2 separate regions of the Mus musculus genome follow, and region 2 is linked to region 1. A link is a loop called in an ENCODE intact Hi-C map of the cell type or tissue named here. Cell type or tissue: gastrocnemius. All regions are shown on one strand. Each heading gives the region's core, and the rest is flanking DNA. Links, peaks and the distances in the headings are about the cores only. Region 1 overlaps Mbnl2 (muscleblind like splicing factor 2). Region 2 has its middle 34 kb from the start of Oxgr1.

What was found. Hi-C counts contacts between places; a loop is a spot of excess contacts. Peaks named below come from ENCODE experiments on the same cell type or tissue, not always from the same donor. Only the 100,000 strongest peaks of a DNase experiment are listed, where the experiment ranks them.
Region 2: it touches region 1 in a loop (3-fold over the local background); 21 of 42 quality-filtered maps call a loop at or near these places.

What each region holds. Positions count from the first base shown.
Region 1 is chr14:120,391,636-120,400,348 of GRCm38, forward strand. Mbnl2 (muscleblind like splicing factor 2) reads left to right here. Exons shown (of 8, transcript NM_207515.2): 6 at 4,816-4,969. Among named protein-coding and RNA genes, the nearest start is that of Gm26679, 7.1 kb to the left of the region's middle. In gastrocnemius, for the core only: no CTCF peak of the experiment used is centred there; DNase peaks (open chromatin) are centred at 4,048 and 6,842; H3K27ac peaks cover 2,691 bases.
Region 2 is chr14:120,071,646-120,080,358 of GRCm38, forward strand. It overlaps the pseudogene Gm20167. Among named protein-coding and RNA genes, the nearest start is that of Oxgr1, 34 kb to the left of the region's middle. In gastrocnemius, for the core only: a CTCF peak has its summit at 4,740 (motif pointing right); no DNase peak of the experiment used is centred there.

The sequences.
Region 1 (8,713 bases), core at 307-8,306:
CCCCCACCTTGTCATGCTATGTTTATACGTCGTCCTCGAAGTCGGAGTTCCAATACACACAGCTAATACCAAATCCAGTCCTGAAGGGGCAGTGTGCAAATCTGTGTCAGTGGTAGGCGACTCAGGGTGGTGGAGATAGGAGCAGAAGTGTCCATTTACCTAAAGCCCCACAGTGTGAAGGCACAGCTGAGCTCTGCCAGGGGCCCTCCTCCACGGTCTCACGTAAGCTCATCAGAATGCAGGAAGATTACTGCAGTAGATGCTGCGAGAGTCAGTTACCATAGTTTCTTGGATTGTTACACTGTGCCCAAATTTGGAGTGCTGAGCAGTCGCAGGATTTCGAAGCATCTTTGGAGGCGACCGAAAGCAATGTAGTTTCAGAACAATGCCAGCGCCTCTGTGACAGTGATGGGAAGATTACCGAATCTGTCATATCTTTCCAGTTAATGTGAGGGGCTCCTTTGAAACCAGCCTTGGTATAGTTTGATGAACCTTACAGGCAAGATTACCCAGAACAGTGCAGAAAGTCTATTATTCTATTTCCTTATTTAGAGGACAAATGGAGAGCTGGGTGCAGCTGAAAATGCTAACATTCCATTCCCCAGACTTCCTGAGCCGAAGACAGAGCGCTTCCATGGTGTAGGTTCTTATTATTGTCCAGGGATCTTCCCCCTGACTTTAAATAGTCAGGCATTACGAAGGAATTTAAAGCTCCGACTCTTGAAAAGAAGAGGCATTTATCTCCATTTGAGCCTTATTCTTTCATAATTCCTCTTAAAATATGAGCATCTCTCTCACGAGAATTTTCCAGACCTAAGAGTAAGCTTGTCGGAGGTGCCCTTTGCTAGTTTTAACACAAAGGGTATTTGATCTTCATGTGTAGTCTTTGTTCACATAAACCAAGATGGATGGCAATGGAAAGAACTGGTAACGGGACAAGCTGCCGTTCGCCAGATAAGTTTCAGTGGTTCTGGAAAACACTCACCGGAACTCCAAGCCCACGCTTCTGTCTGCCTCATTTTATGACCAGTGAGCCAGCACTTCTGATTGTTGCCCCTGGCTCTCCCCACCTCCTCGATCCCCACCTGTGATGCTGGCCTGGACAATTGTTCTCACCTTGACCTGTACTGTGATGGTGCCTCGACTCTGAAAAAGAAATCTCGGCCTCTCATAAAGTCTTATCACTGGTGTCTGTCCATTCAGACCTAGACCATAGAGGATCAGTAAGAGAGACAAGGCTAGCAAGAAAAAAGACCAAGTGTCTGGCGTGCAGTGGGGTTCTGGTTAAATTGCCCTTTCTTGCACTGGTGCCAAACAGGCTCCTAACACACCCGGGACTGCTCTATCCCTAAGGTGAGGTCTGAGCCTGAAGGTGAACAGACATTCTCACCTGGTTCTGTAGCTGTATGCCAGCAAGCCTGTGGTGACATGATTGTCCATGTGTGTGCTTTATGCACATTCTATAAAGCCTTAATATGTATGAAACCCTTCATATTTCAAAACCTCACATGCATCTTAGAAGAAAATTGCATCTAATAAAAGAAATATACTGTGCAGTGGAAAAGGGAGAAATGTCACTATTCTTACTTTACATCAGCTCCTAAGTTACTCTAAAGTGTAAAAGTCAGGTTTTAACAACCTAAAAGAAAAATAAACACAGACCATTAAACATCCAAAAGACTGCCATAAAAAGAAATATTAAACAGTACTTATTCTGCTTGGAAAACTCACTAAAGGATGCTCTGTTGCATCAAAGTTGTGTTCCTGTGTACCAGCCTTAATGGAAGTCAAAAAAAGACCTGTCCACTAGGAAATTTGTTTCCTAGACCCCAAAGGCTGGGAAAGTAGGAAACTGGAGACTGAAAGTTAAGGAGAGAATGATCTCGGCCTCTGCCAGCTGATGAGCATTCCCAGTGAGAGAGTAGCCATGGAGTCTTCAGTGAACTAAGATTAGAGAAGCTCAGAAACCAGAGCAAGCCTGGAAGGGCCCACGGGAGGGTGCGGTGAGCAGTCAGTTGCTGCCTGATGACCCGAGGTCAAGCCCCGGGATCCACATAGTGGGAGGATGACTGTCTCCCACAGGTCATTCTCTGGTGGCCCCACACGTGCCATCTTGCACATGTGTAGAGGTGTACACACACATCAGTCAATGAAATCAAGCCAACCCTGCGTTAGTTAACATTGTGAAACCGTACAGGAAGGAGAGATAACCAGAATTAAGTCGTGGAAGTTTATTGAATTTATATTTAATAATATCCAGGATATCGCACTGTGGTCCATGCTTGTAGTCCTGGCAATCTGGAGGGCTGACGCAGGAGAATTACTGTGAGTTCAAGGCCAATCTGGGCTAAAAAGTGAGGCTTTGTCTCAAAAACAAAAACAAAAAGAAATCTCTAAGAGTTTGGGCTGTTTTTATTTTTAATATTCCTTTTGTTTTTTTGTTTTTTTAATCAGTCCCCAGTATTCAGGGAACGTTATCCAAACTGCTTTCTAGAACATTCTCTTCCCTGTTGGGGATTCCCTGCCTACAGCTCTTTCCACCTTATTTCTAGACTCTTTCTCCAAGTTGCACAGCTCCTAAGCTGTCTTCTCTCACATTTGTTTTTGTTTTGTTTTGTTTTGTTTTGCTTTGTTTTGTTTTTTTATCCTGAGTCATGGAATGATGGGCAACTCTACCTTTGCCAAGGAAAACATCACTGATTGTTCCTGTCTTGAGGGTGAAGCTCCATCTCCCTTCCTTTCAAAGACCTCCGTTCTCCCACGACCTTCAGACTGAATTCTATTGGACAAACCTTGGGGATTTACCTATTGTTCTCATCATAAAGGGGGATGGCCATTGTTCCCATGCGCATTGAAGCTGCTTCCTGGACCTCCTTACTTTCACAGAATCCTATCCTAGAATTGTTTCACCTATGAACAACCAGAAAGAAGAGATTTTTTTTTTTCCATTGAGGTCTAAATCAATCCATAGCCAATACTCTTGGTTGTTTAAATGAAGCCATCTTCCCAGAAGTACTGGTGTAAGTTGAAGGCAGCGCTCTGCCTATCTGAAGGCAGTTCCCTGCTAGTTTAGCTGCTTGTTCTAGAGAAAGTCCCACTTGCCATCAACCGGTTAACCCCTGATCGTAGCTAAAAGTACCGATAGCATTACTAAAGAGAAATGCCTGTAATACCCAACGACGTGACATGCCTTTTGTAGAGGCTACTTTCTTAGTATATACTCTGGTAAGTTGTTTGAAATACATTATAATTTCAAATGTAGTAGAAACAGAACGGATGATAAGTTAGTATTTTGAAATGAAGCACAGTAAAAGTGAAACACTGGGGAAGTTCCTGTTTAAATTCAAATTGTCCAAGGTCTGGAATGTTCACCCACATGCTGAGACCCACCCTACACCCTAGCAGAATGAAGACAGGAACTGAGGCAATTTCCCATGTGATTCAGCCAAAAAATAACGACCCAAACCCAAACCGTTTTGAGTAAATAACCTTGTGTTTGAATATTTTTTGCCTGAATTTTTTTTTTGTCTCAGTTTGCCACTTCATTTTGTTAGGTTAATCTGAATCAAAACAGAGCTAAATGAAGATTTTTTTTTCAAATTGGAATGTACTTGATTTCTTCATTATTTTATATCAGAACTAACTTATCAGATGTTCTTCAGCCCTATGGTCCTTAAAAGTTTTGCATCTCCCCCACCCCCCCCCCACTCCCGAAGCAATATAAAAAAGTGCTTATGGTGTGTATGCAAGCTGCTGTTTTAATTAACTTTCCTGAATTTCAAACATCTATATTTTACTCTCTTATATGCTTTTAACTAAGGTATAGTAGATGCATTTTTTGCTTCGATACTAATTTAAGGTGTAATATTCATTTCTTTAGAGAACATTTTTGTTGTTGTGCATGCCTAGTGTTTTGTACGTTGTATATTGCATTCAGAATATTTTTTTCCTTCTCACCTATCCACAATGCAATGCCGTTCCCATGATGCACCTCTGCTTGCTGTTTACCTGTATGTTAATTCGCTTGAATCCCATTGGCCCACTGCCATCATGTGCTCGCTGCCTGTTATTAAAAGACTCAGTCGACTGCCAAAGCACTGAAGCGACCTCTCGAAGCAACTGTAGACCTGGTACTTTGACCTTTCACCTTTCGCTTTGCATGTAGCTTTTCAGAGAACCAGCCGAGATTTGTATGTAAAATACTGGTTGCAGCCAATCATTATTATTAATTTTAAAATGGAGGAATTCAATAAGGTGTTTAGTCATCTCATTTGCATATGTAATCTGGGAAATAAATATTGAATCTAACAAAATTTTAATACCTTTTCCAAAGAGTGAAGCAAATTTAAATTATGTGGCTCAGAAAAAATGCTCATTGTAATTCTTATTAACCTTTAAATTCAAGAAACTGCCATTCAGTTAAAGAATAGATATTAATAATAACGCAAATGCCAAATGCTCCTTTCTCCCCTTAGTGTAGTTTAACCTGTATTTATTAAAAAAAAAAAAAAAAAAGCTGAAGCCATTTTTTCCATTGTTGTTGCTTGGTAGTTTTTCTTTCCCTTAGTTGAGATGCTACTGTTTTTGGGTTACAGAATTCATGCTTCCGCTCTCAATAACAAATTCTCACTCATTCGACATTGCCGCTGTTTAAATTAAGGTGCATGGCAGAGGCATCTCTTTAGCTGTCATTTTTTTTTAAAGAAAGAAAAGAAAAGAAAAGAGAAAGAGAATGTTGCAGTTGATGATCTCTGTGGAGGTGGAATGCAAGCTTGCTTTAAGTTGGACACATCTTATCGAATTCTTCGCTTTCAGGCCTTCCCTCCGGGTGCTCTTCATCCCTTACCAAAGAGACAAGCACTTGAAAAAAGCAACGGGGCCAGCACGGTCTTCAACCCCAGCGTCTTGCACTACCAGCAGGCTCTGACCAGTGCGCAGCTGCAGCAGCACACGGCGTTCATCCCCACAGGTACGTGCTCTCCGTGTCTGTGTCCTGTGTCCTTCCAGTCACGTGCTTTCTTCTCATCTCTTTAAGCTGTTTGGTCAAGGCATCTAGTTTGCGTTTAGAAGGTGCGAATACAGCCTGGCCCACCACAGCCCTGGCTACCTAGACCTGTTGACCTTGCTTTGATAACTAAAGGTAGTTAGCATTCTAAAGTAAAGGGTTTGGTGGGATTTAGCTTGAGAGACAGGGAGCGGTTAAAGCTTTGGGTCTCTTCTATTTACGCAGGCCCCCAAAAATAGTTTATGCAAGCAAGATTTTTTTTATATGAGATAATTGAAATTTGTCCTTAACACTCAATGACCTAAAAATATAAATTCCAGTAAATACTAACCGTTTTTTCCCTGCTTCTGTTCAGAGCACTAAAAAGTCTAAGGCTACTCAAATGAAAGCAATCTTCTGCTCGTATTTTATATCCATTCTCTCTCTCTTCATCCTTCTCCACTCTCACCAAGTTCACAGCTATCTGGAGTGCTTGTCCTCCGTTCTAAGCCAATGAGTGATGAGAGGAGGGGCTACTGTCCCTTAGCCTACCAATCGCTGGAGACCGTCAGTTTACCACGTGGTCTCATGGGCAGAAGGGTCTTCATGAATTCCTCATCCAGTGGACTGTTTTACAAATGAGAAAACTGAGGCCCCCAGGATAATGAGAAGTGACTTTCCAAGGTGGCAGAGCTGACACAAACACCAGGTTCCAGTGCCCGGTTCCATTTACATAACATTACACCACCTCCACTGGCCCCAAAAGTCTACAGACTTTCCCCCAAACCAGATTAAAATGGGGTTTTGTTTTTGAAGTGGCATGAAAAATCCATTCAGGTAAAGAAAAACAATGTAACACCCATTCTAACTCGATTCCCCACCTCCCACCCCCCGCAATATTTTACCCAGTTCAGAGACTGCAGACACGGCCACATGCACACACACGCGCGCGCACGCACACACACACACACACACACACACACACACACACACACACTCACTCACTCGCACAGACATGGTCATCTTCACTTGACCAACTTTACCTTTTAGTCTCTGTTAGAAACAGGTGACTTTGAACCTTATTGGAAAGAACATCCACTGAGTTTTTCCAAGCCCATATTCCTTGTCCCATCACAACAAGGAGACACTATCATTAATCAATGTGATTAGATATGTTAATCTTAGAGTCCATACCTATGAGCATTAGGGTTGGAGTTTATTCTAGTAACAGCCTTTGTATAAAAACTATAAATGAATGGTAAACTATATGAATTAGTATTTTAAATGAATTAGTAACCAATAAATAATATATATATATATATTAATAGAAATGCACTGTCAGAAAGTTCATGAGTTCTCAATCTATATTAAAATACTTTCATATCTTACCCCACTGCAACCTTAATTAATGGCATTCCGTGCTGTCTTAGCTTAGCGTATTTATGATTGTAACACACCTGAAATAACATAATCACCAGAAGGTCAGCTCACCCTGAGGATCCTGTGTGGTTACTACAAGTGTCTCAGTGTAGACTTTGTGGCCATTATATACTTTAAGGGACAGAAAAAAGTGCTGAATGAGAAACTATGAAAGACAAGGTCTGTTTCTGAAGAGTGGGTAATACAGACGATACCGTCTCCTGGGAATTCCAGTGAGGCCCTTTACATCATGTGAATACCCCAATCCAGTATGGACTGGTTGACTAATTCATCAAAAGCGTCCCCACTCTAAGATTCTGTAGAGACGCCCTTAAGTGTTTGCAAAGCGAGGGTGAATAGCATAGCTTAAGCAATAGCTCAGTGCTGTGGATGGGTAATGGTAAACAGTCCCTGTTAGCTGGGCTGTGTCTGTCCGCCCTCTGGTGGATTCCCCTGGAACAGTTCAACTGTGTTGGCGACTTTCTGTAGCCTTTGGAAGCTTAAAGGTGGACTGTAGCCCGGTTAGTTCTGTGAATTACAAGTGCTTATAGCATATTTGCTATATGCTATAAAGATCACAGTGGATAACCATGTGAATTTTGTGTACTGGAGTGGTATTTGAACTTCCAACAAATTCACTACACTTCTCTGAAGTGATAGAAAATATTTTATTGAAATAATTTCAGCATAAGCTCTCACCCAATTACATTGACAGAAAAATCTCCATGATTGTGGTAGGCTTTCTTGTTTGTTTGCTTCAGGGAATCTTTCTTATAAACAATGTTTCCAACTTTATGTAAAAGGTGACAGCAATAGTAATTATTTACCCTGGTTGCTTTAAAACCTCTGCAGATCAGGTGATGACACTGTGTGGTGATTTTTAGCAGATGGTTAACCCACTATTTTCAATGAACATTTTTTTTAAATCTTTCTGTTACTGTTTTACATAAGCAGTTTTCATACATACAGATCAAAAGCATTTTTTGTGTGTGTCTTCTTGGACGGTTCCCTGCAGTGGAAGGCCATGCATAGCAAAACTTTTATATGTACTGAAATCCTCCCACTGACACAATATGAATTTGAATCTTAGGCAATCTGCCTCTAGGCTTTAAGATTTCAATGTAAGGCACAGGATATGGGATTATTCTCTACAACCATGGTGGGTGGAATTCTCCTCTCTTGCTTCTTTCTTTTTAAAAAAAACAAAAAAACAAAAAAAATTATAGAGGTTATTTTAACTAAGAAGTTTATACATTTCCCTTGCTATGATAGGAAGGTGGCAAAATCACCCATGGTCTCAGAAACAGCCGTGTGATAAATAGCTTTGGGCATCTCTGTGACAAGTTTATTCTGAATGACTCTTAAGTATTCTTGCACACACTGTCATTGTTCTTCAAGATGGCACAGTGCTGTCAGTGGCGAGAAGTTATTTGCATTTTGCAGATGGAAAAACTGAGGCTGTGTTTACACTACAAAACGGCATGCACACCACTAAGAATTACCCAACTAGTTCTGGCCCACAGAAGCTTGGGATGAAGTACTTGTGCAATGGAGGAAGGAAGCAAACGGCTGAGATGCTTACTTGTACAGAGCACCGGCATCCCGGTGAGACGTTGATCAGGTCAGAGAAAAGGCAGTGCAGAGTCCTTCCTTAAAATACTTCACTATGTTAGAAGTGCCTGTGGGAGGCTCTAGGCCAGACATTTCCGAGTAAAGAGAAACCATAAACGTTTCATAAAGTTTCTCACACACTTGTAAAAGGTCTGTTCACCCTCAGTGGAGACGTATGGACTCTATTTGGTGCACTGAGCATTCCTGAAGCATGTGCTATGGTCTGAGTTGCAGACATGCTATGAAAATATAAAGGGTCCCAGAGCTGGGTAAAAACCAGAGTCCACAGCATGAAGGATGAGCTGGGTGGAAGGGTGAGAGGCAAGGTGTTCATCTTCAGCAGATGCAGGCATGAACAATACAGAGCAGGGATATTTTCCAAAGCAGGAGAATTTGCTAACAACTTTAAAGGGGAGTAAGATTGCACCGTTAGGGGAAGAACATACTGGGCAGGTATGACAAGAGTAGGTTTGAAGAATAGAGCCCCAGTCCCTGTAGCAATAGTATACATTACTCGAAGGATCTGTGGGAAGACCAAAGGGTGCAGCTGGGTGAAAAGTGGAGAGGTGGCTTGGAAAGCAGAGCAGAACCAGGATCTGGCATGAAGAGAGCAATCCACCTGTCCTAAGCGCCATACGCCCCATGTTCAAATCACTCTTAGCCGGCACAGAGGGGCCCAGTGAAGTCACGTGGTCAAGC
Region 2 (8,713 bases), core at 222-8,221, 320 kb before region 1:
GTTTTTCTAGGTCCCTGACCATCCAACCAATCCATTGGCTATAGTCCATGGATCAGTGAACAGTCACACATCTGGCCATTTCCCCTTCCAAACAAAATGTATGACCAAATGTATGTATTTGCCCCAGTGTGAAGATTTCTCTTCCGCAGTGTCTTTCAGGTTGTATCCCCAAAAATGGTTCTAATGCTTCAACTGTCCATTTCTGGGTGGTGCCTGCATAGTGTGCAGAACCATCAGTAAACCAGTCCTTAATTCTCCTCTTCCACAGTCAACCGATCATACAGCATAGCCCATGGGACTATAGGTGAATACTTGGTAGCAGAAGGGGTGGCCAGGAGTAGAAACCATAGGCATTTGAACAACTTCATGTAACTTGCTTATGCCTTCAGGACCTGCTCTGGTCCAATCATGAACATACTACTTCCATTTGGTAACAGATTGCTGCTATGCATGGCCTATTTATGGCATGATAGGTCAGATAATACTCAGCTCATGATGTGCTATCTTCAGAATCCAAATTGAGCCACTAAATACTATACTTCTTCCTTAGTGTTGGGAAGGACCAGGTACGATAACTTATTCTTCACCTTAGAAAAGATAGCCTTGCCTGCTCGACACCACTGCACGCCTATGAATTTCACTGAGACAGAGGACCCTTGAATTTTAATTGGGTTTATTTCCCATCCTCTAAAACACATTTATGTTACCAACAAATTCAGAGCAGTTGCTACCTCCTGCCTACTTGGTCCAGTTGGCATAATGTCGTCAATATAGTGCACCAATGTGATATTTTGTGGAAGAGAAAGATGAACAAAGTCCTCTCTAAGTTATGACAGAGCGGGAGAGTTAATATATTCTGAGTTAAAGTGTAAATATATCCTGCTGGCCTTGCCAACTGAAAGCAAATTGCTTCTGATAGTCCTTATGGACAGATACCAAGTATTGATTTACTATCAATAGTTGCATACCATACACAAGGAGCTATGTTAGTCTTCTGAATTAAGGACACCGGATCTGGTATAACTGTAATTGGAGTCACTACTTGATTAAGTATTTGATAGTTAACCTTCATTCTCCACAATATATCTATCTTCTGCCTGATCCAAATAGGAGCATTAAAGGGAGATGTATACCCTTGGATTAGGGGAATAACCACAGGATGCATTCAAGGACAAACTAGTCCTATTCGAGTCAGACTTCAACCAAAACTCTATTAGTCAACTGACTCCCACAGGTCCTACCTTGAACTGGGGGTGGGGATGGGGCACAACATTTCTTAGAGTCTCCCAGAATCAGTGTCAATTCAAAAAATGTCTGAAAGTTATCATTGCTCTGATGAAACACCAGGACCAAAACAACTTGGAGAGGAAAGGGTTTCAGGTTTTGGTTTGTTTGTTTGTTTGTTTGTTTGTTTTAGATTTTACTTCCATATCATTGTTCATCATCAAAGAAAATCATGACAGGACCTCAAGAAGGGCAGGAACCTGGAGGCAGGGCTAATGAAAAAGCCTGCTGATGATGTAGTGGCGCTGACTGGCTTGCCTTCCATGGCTTGCTTGGGATGCTTTCTTATAAAACCCAGGACTACCAGTCTGAGGGTAGCATCTCAGTTAGGGTTTCTATTGCTTAGAGGAAACATCTGACCAAAAACAAGTTGGGGAGGAAAGAGTATATTTGGCTTACACTTCCACATCATTGTCCATCATCAAAGGAAGTCAGGACAGGAACTCACACAGGGCAGGAAGCTTGGAGCTGATGCAGAGCCATGGAGGAGAGCTGCTAACTGGCTTGCTCCCCATGGCTTGCTCAGGTGGGCTTTCTTATAGATCCAAGGACCACCAGCCCAGGAATGGTGTGAGACCTTAATGGCCTAGAGTTATAGAGAAAGTATGGAGGGAGTTTCAACCCTTGCCTTGATACCTCAAACATGATGATGGCAGGAATTGGCTACCTCCCCACTCCCAACCTGGCACAGTAAAGCCAGTTCCCTCATCAACACTATCAAGAATTTATTACCCTGACAGCTATCAGGTCCTTGTTTGACAGCTTCACTCCTTGTTTAACCTTATAAGGTTTTCTGCCCTGGACCCTACAGTCCCTGACTATGTAGTTGAAGCTTTTTTCAACACCTCTGCCCTGGTCAATGGTATAAGACCACACAAACCTTGCCCTAGAGACCCTGACCACCTCTCCAGGGCCATAAATACCTCTCCTGCTCCAACAAATAGAACCATTTCTCCGAAGCTGTTCCCAGGTCTGTTCATTGCTGGGGCATTGCACTTACATCACCCAGCTAAGCTCCCTCCCTCCAGTCCAGCTTGGTATGCAATGGCCCTCGCTATCCTGAGGCAGAATCAGACACAGGGCAGCAGAGTGGGCACCCACAATGGTCTGGGCTCTCCCCCATCAATCACTAACTAAGAAAATCCCCTACAGTCTTGATTATGGAGAAATTTTCTCAATTGAGGTTCCCTCCTCTCAGATGATTATAACTTGCGTCCAGTTGACATAAAACTAACCAACACATTCCTCACCAAAGAAGCATTTTTTGCAGCAGCAGCAGACAGAAATTATTGCATATACCCACAATTGGTCAAAATGCAGAGATTAGTTAGCCATGAGTGATATCTGCAATTAATACATCTGTGACATAATCCTTAAACTTAAAACTTAAGACACCAGGAACAATGTAACAAAGGAGGGCAGAAAGATTTTCAGAGCCAGAGGAATGAGAAACATCTGTTTCATGATAATGTCTGAAGTAGGGGGAGGGTGGGAGGGAAGGAGGGAGAAGGAGGAGTGAGAGGGAAAGGAGTGGGTAGGGAGGAAAAGGGTAGGACTGGGTGTAGCAGAGAGAAGGAAGAGGAGGGAAGTATGATCAAGGCACATTGAATAAAATTATTAAAGATTCAATTAAAAGTTATTTTAAAAAATATATTATGGGCTGGGAAAAAAACTCAGTGAGTCATCACTGTGTAAGCATAAGGACCGGACTTCCAATCCCAGGCCCCATGTAAATGCTAGGCAGCTAGCAAGCTACATGTGATCTCAACACTAGGGAGGCACAGACAGGAGATCCTTAGAGCAAGCTGGATAGCCAAGCTAGCAGAGTAGGCAAGCTCTGCTTCAAGTAGGAAACCCTGATTGAATATATATGGGAGAGTCAGATCAAGAGAGACACCAGAAGTCAACCTCTGGCTTCCATAAACACATGCAGAGACATTCATACATGCAACCAGCACACATACCCACAAGCTTGCTAAAGTGCATGCTTTAAAGTGATGATTCAAAAGGAAGTGCTTGCCCATCCTCAGGAATCATGAATGACGCCCCACCCCCACCCCAGCATCTCTGACACCTAAGAGAAACGGCACATTGCATGTTATTTAATTTGTGATGGTTTGTATATGCCCGGCCCAAGGATTGGCAATATTAGGAGGTGTGGCCCTGATGGAGGAAATGTGTCACTGTAGACATGGGCTTTAAGACCCTCATCCTAGCTGCCTGGAAGCCAGTATTCTGCTAGCAGCCTTCAGATGAAGATGTAGAACTCTCAGATCCTCCTGCACCATGCCTGCCTGGATGCTGCCATGTTCCAGCCTTGATGATGATGGACTGAACCTCTGAACCTGTAAGCCAGCCCAATTACATGCTGTCCTTGTAAGAGTTGCCACTTGAGCTGTCTCTGCTATCATTCTGGAACTTGTGAGAGATAACTATAGCACTCACTGTTCCCTGTACAAGCCATTGGTAAGTGCTTGTAGGGCTGTGGTTTTTAAATCTTAGTCTTATCCATGGCTTTCCAAAGAGAAATCTCACAGAAATCAGAGCATCGTTAGCCTTTGAGAAAGTGGAGGTTATGGAAGCTCTGAAACTCAAGTAGTCGTTTTTCTTTTGTATTATAGAAGGGGTGAGGAAAAACCTTGGATGGTAGTTTGAAAGTGAATGTCCCACATAGACTTATGCATCTAAACACTTGGCTCCCAGTTGGTTGTGCAGTTTGGGGAGATTATGAAACTTTTCAGACCTGGAGTCTCTCTAGAGCACTTATCAATCTGAGAATAGGCTTTCAGTGTTTATAGTAGTGCTTCTCAGCCTTCAATACAGTTCCTTGTGATGTGGTCACACACACACACACACACACACACACACACACCCCATTATTTTTATTGTTACTTCATAACTATAATTTTGCTACTGTTATGAATCATAATGCAAATATTTTTGGAGATAGAGGATTTCCAAGAGGGTCGGGACCCACAGGTTGAGAACCATTGGTTCATAGCTTCTATTTCTTGTTTCCTCTTTCTGCATCTGGCACAAGGTGACGAGGTGATTTCCCAGCATCCTCCTCCAGCTGACGTCACTTGTGAACCGATCAGGGTCACCACTTATCGTGGACATCTAGCCCTTGGGAACCAAATCCAAAATAAACTCTTGTTTAAGTTGTTGAAGTTGCCTTTTGTCATGATGTGTTGTAACTAAGTGACTGTACAACTAAGAAAGGTATAGACGAGATGTTTTTTAAGGTACACTTGGAATTTCATTTTTCAGATCAAATTAGGCAAAGACACAAATCTTATCCCACTGAAAATTGGAAAAGCTACCGAAATGAAAACATCAGTAGTTATTGAAACCATTTGTGCGTGTATTCACATGTATGTGCACATGTGTCCAGGTGTGTGATGCATGTGTAAAATGTGACTGTAGATCCTCATGCTAAATTTTATAGATTGTGGCCACAAGGTGGTGATACAACACAATCTTTACCTTTTCTCCAGCTGATAAAACTAAAAGTAAGAGAATCAGGCTGTAAATCAAGCAGTTCTCTGTGCATTCCTTAAAGGCTGGCCTTTAGTTGTCTTTCTTCTTGGAATGCAATGATAATTGTGACCCCAATGTGTAGTAGAAAAAAATATGCTTATCAGGAAAATCATATATTTTATGAAAATTTTGGTCTTTTAAAAATAATTTATACATCATTGCAATGCAACTTTGCTTCCCAGTTCTAGAGCCCTGGTATCTTCATGTTCTGGGGCCCCTGCCATACAGGGGCCTGGTCCCTTCCTGGTCATTCTCATGGTACCAAACTGAGCCTTTGTATCAGGTGGTCCCTCCGTCTTCCTCTGTTATTTCTCTTTTTTATTTATTTATTTATTTATTTATTTACAGTTCTCATCTTTGATGTTTGTGTTTAATTTAAGAATTTTGTGTAATATTTAAGAAGTATTTCATAATAGAATAGTTGTTTTCTTACCACAATGACCTCCCATAGTGGGGGTTTCTAGAACAGATTGACATCTGTCATAACCTGTTAGAATGTTAATACGTATGTGCTGTGTCTGTGAAGTATCTATATTCAGACAAAACTGCAGCTACATAGCTTCTTGGTCTTTGTAATATGCCTGAAGTCAATGTGTTAAACACAGACGCGATTCTTATTTAGAGTTCCATCAACGGTTCTGACTTTAAACTATCTGAAAGCAACCAAGGGGGGAAAAAAAAAACTAACTCAGCCACGTTAAAACAAACAAGCTAACACCGTCACAACGTGAAGAATCAACTGGCACTGGCCTGCTTCCCTATAGCGGAAGCCAGAAAATAATAAAATCTGTCCTTCCATAGGGAGTGAACTCTAGCCTTGAATTCCATGCTGTGGCTACCTGAAAAAAAACAAAGGAAGAAGAAAAGAGAACAGGATTCATCAGAAAAAAAAATCGCTTCTTCACCAGAGCAGGGGAAATAGAAAACTACACGGGTTCCCCCACACCCCTCTCCCTCTACAGCGTCCTCCCCTGTCCCTGGAAGGGAAAAAAGGATGCCTCAACTCTTCTCCTTTCCTCCAACTGATTCGGCCTCTTGCCATGTCTTCTCACAAGACTTTCAGAATCAAGCGATTCCTGGCCAAGAAACAAAAGCAAAATCGTCCTATTCTTCGGTAGATCCGGATGAACACTGGTAACAAAATCAGGTACAACTCTAAAAGAAGACACTGGAGGAGAACGAAGCTGGGTCCGTAAGGATTCACACAGCGGCAAGACTGAATTATACTGAATTGTGGTCATCGATCAGTTCTACCAGATATATTTCAACATTTTTAACCTGTAGACTAGCTTATGTCTTAAATTAGGTGTTTGTCCAGTAATAAAATATAGAACCTTTAAAAAAGAAAAAGAGAGAGACGGGGAGGGAGAGGGAGGGAGGAAGAAAGACTCAAAAAGAGTAGCCATTCTCATGGACTCATGGAGGGTTTAAAGGAAGGGCAGGAGAGGAGACACACAACCAACTCAGCAAACAAAAGTAAAAATAAGGCATTTAAAAAAAATTACCCAGAAAGACATGTGGACAAAGAACTGCAGAAAGTGCGGGTGGTTCAGCTGTGATAATGTAGAGCATCGCAGAAGGAGCGGTGCCACCTGACTCAAAGAGAAACAGGGAACAGTATTGGAGCGTTCGCTGAGAGGTGGTAGAAAACTACGTTTGAAGATTTCATAGTAAGAACCTATAGTTTTCTGAACTTTTTTTTAATTAAAAAAGAAAAATGAAGTTGTTATCCTAAAACATGAGACAAACTCCTAAAATGAGTCAAGAGATTATAATATGGCTCAGAATGAAAATGGGAAGTCGCATGCAATATGACTTGTCCTTGTAAATCTCGTCAAAGACGTGAGTCCAAAAGGTATGAACCTGTTAGATGTGGATACAGCTCAAGCCAGGACACACCCACTTCTCCCTGAGTGACGGTGATCATCAGAGATCATTCAGTTGCAATAACAGACTCCTCCAAGCAGATGTGCCGGCTACTGAGACTCTTTCCATAGCCTGATTTCTGTTTGTTTTCAGTTTTTCCAGAGAATATTTCTCATCAGTGTGAAGCAGGCCTGCTAGCTCCTGCCATAAAAGCTTTCAACTATTAGAATGGCTTCGGCCAGAGAACTGTGAGCATCCGTAAGAAGAATTTACTGGAAAAAAAAATCTAAACTTAGCAGTCTGTGTAGAAATGTCTTGCTCTATAACCACTGTAAAATCGTGTGCAGTTTCTCAGTAAAAGAAAAAAAAATACACTTCGTGACATCTTCTACTTCTATTATTTAATAATTTGATAGAAATAACTCTATAAATCATATGAGTCCTCTCGCTAAGTGCCACTTTCTCTGGGAAGGTTCTTAAAAATTAATATCATTATAATATAGTAGTCATTTGTATTTTTAAGAATTTAATATTGAAATTGTGACTATGATAAATACAGTGCTCATATATTTAAATAAAGTATACTTCGCAAGAAGGATTGAAGCCATGTGTGTTGAATATATTCATGAATAAGCCAAATAATTCTAAAATTGGTGACTTTCAATTTTAATGAGGTGGAAGAGGCCCTGATAAACCTAGCATGCCCACGTTATTATATCAGCAGAATTATTGTTGCAGACAAGGTCTACTCAGAGTTGATCTATGGGCAATTCCTCCTTCTCTTCCTCGATTTTTGAATTCTTCCTTCCCCCACCTTTATGTCCATGTAAGATCGAATGTTAACTTTGTCGAGACAGTATGTTCAATAACGGGCTCGTGAAAAGAACAGCCACATTGATTATCTCCGTTAATTACTGCTGTGCTTGGGATGTTGAATTTATCCCGAGAGGTTTGCATGTTAAAAGATTTGGTCCCCAGAGTTATACTAATGGAGGCGGAACCATTACAAAGAGGGGCCAATAGGGTTGTACTAATGGGAGGCGGAACCATTACAAAGAGGGGCCAATGGGGGCTGTACTAATGGGAGGCGGAACCATCACAAAGAAGGAGCAATAGGAAAAGCCTTAGGGCATCAGCAATGTATGCCTCTGAAGACTGTAAGGGACTGTGAGATCTTGAGGACTCGGCCTATTCCTCTGTCTTTTTAAAGATGTAACTGTTTCGTAACTACACAATTTTCCACAGGTGTCCTGCCATCTGCTACCTGTACCCAGAGGTGGGATTTCCAACATTGGACTTTGAACCAACCAAACAGTGAACAAAAAAAAAAAAATCATTTTTTTTCTTTACAATTTATGTGCCTTGAGTAGTAACAACACGGCGACTAGCACAATGAACTTACTGAATAGGTTGGTAATCCTAGCTATATCTCTATTGAAAAAAAAAATACTTGTTCAAGGGTCTGAAGAAGTGGCTAAGCAGTTAAATGCACTTACTGCTCTTGCAGAGGACCTGGGTTCAGTTCCCTGCACCCACGTTGTTGTTCAGAGCAATGTGTAAGCCCAGTTCCAGGGGATCTGACTCCTTATCTCCATGAGCACTAGGCAGGCACGGGGTGCACAGCCAGACATACAGGTAAAACGCATACACATAAAAATAATTATAAGTGAGACCTTCATAATTTCTCATGGGTTATTCTGTCTGGTAAGTGTTCTCCCTCCCTTGTCTACCTCGTATATCACCTTCTTTTCAAAGCGGCTTTGCATCAACTCTTCTGCATCAGGTGGCCTCCCTTGCTACTCTGCCATTGCCAGATCTAGCAACCCAACATCCCCAGACTTGGTCAGATGCTTCAGCTAACCAGCAAGGACTTCTGCTGGGTTGTTTTCAGGATACGGCTGCTTTCCCATCAATGCATTATGTGTGTGGCTTCTGTTGCCAGAATACTACAATTCAATTGAACCTTCTACCAAAAAAAAAAAAAAAAAAAAAAAAAAAAAAGCATATGGTGGAAAATATATTT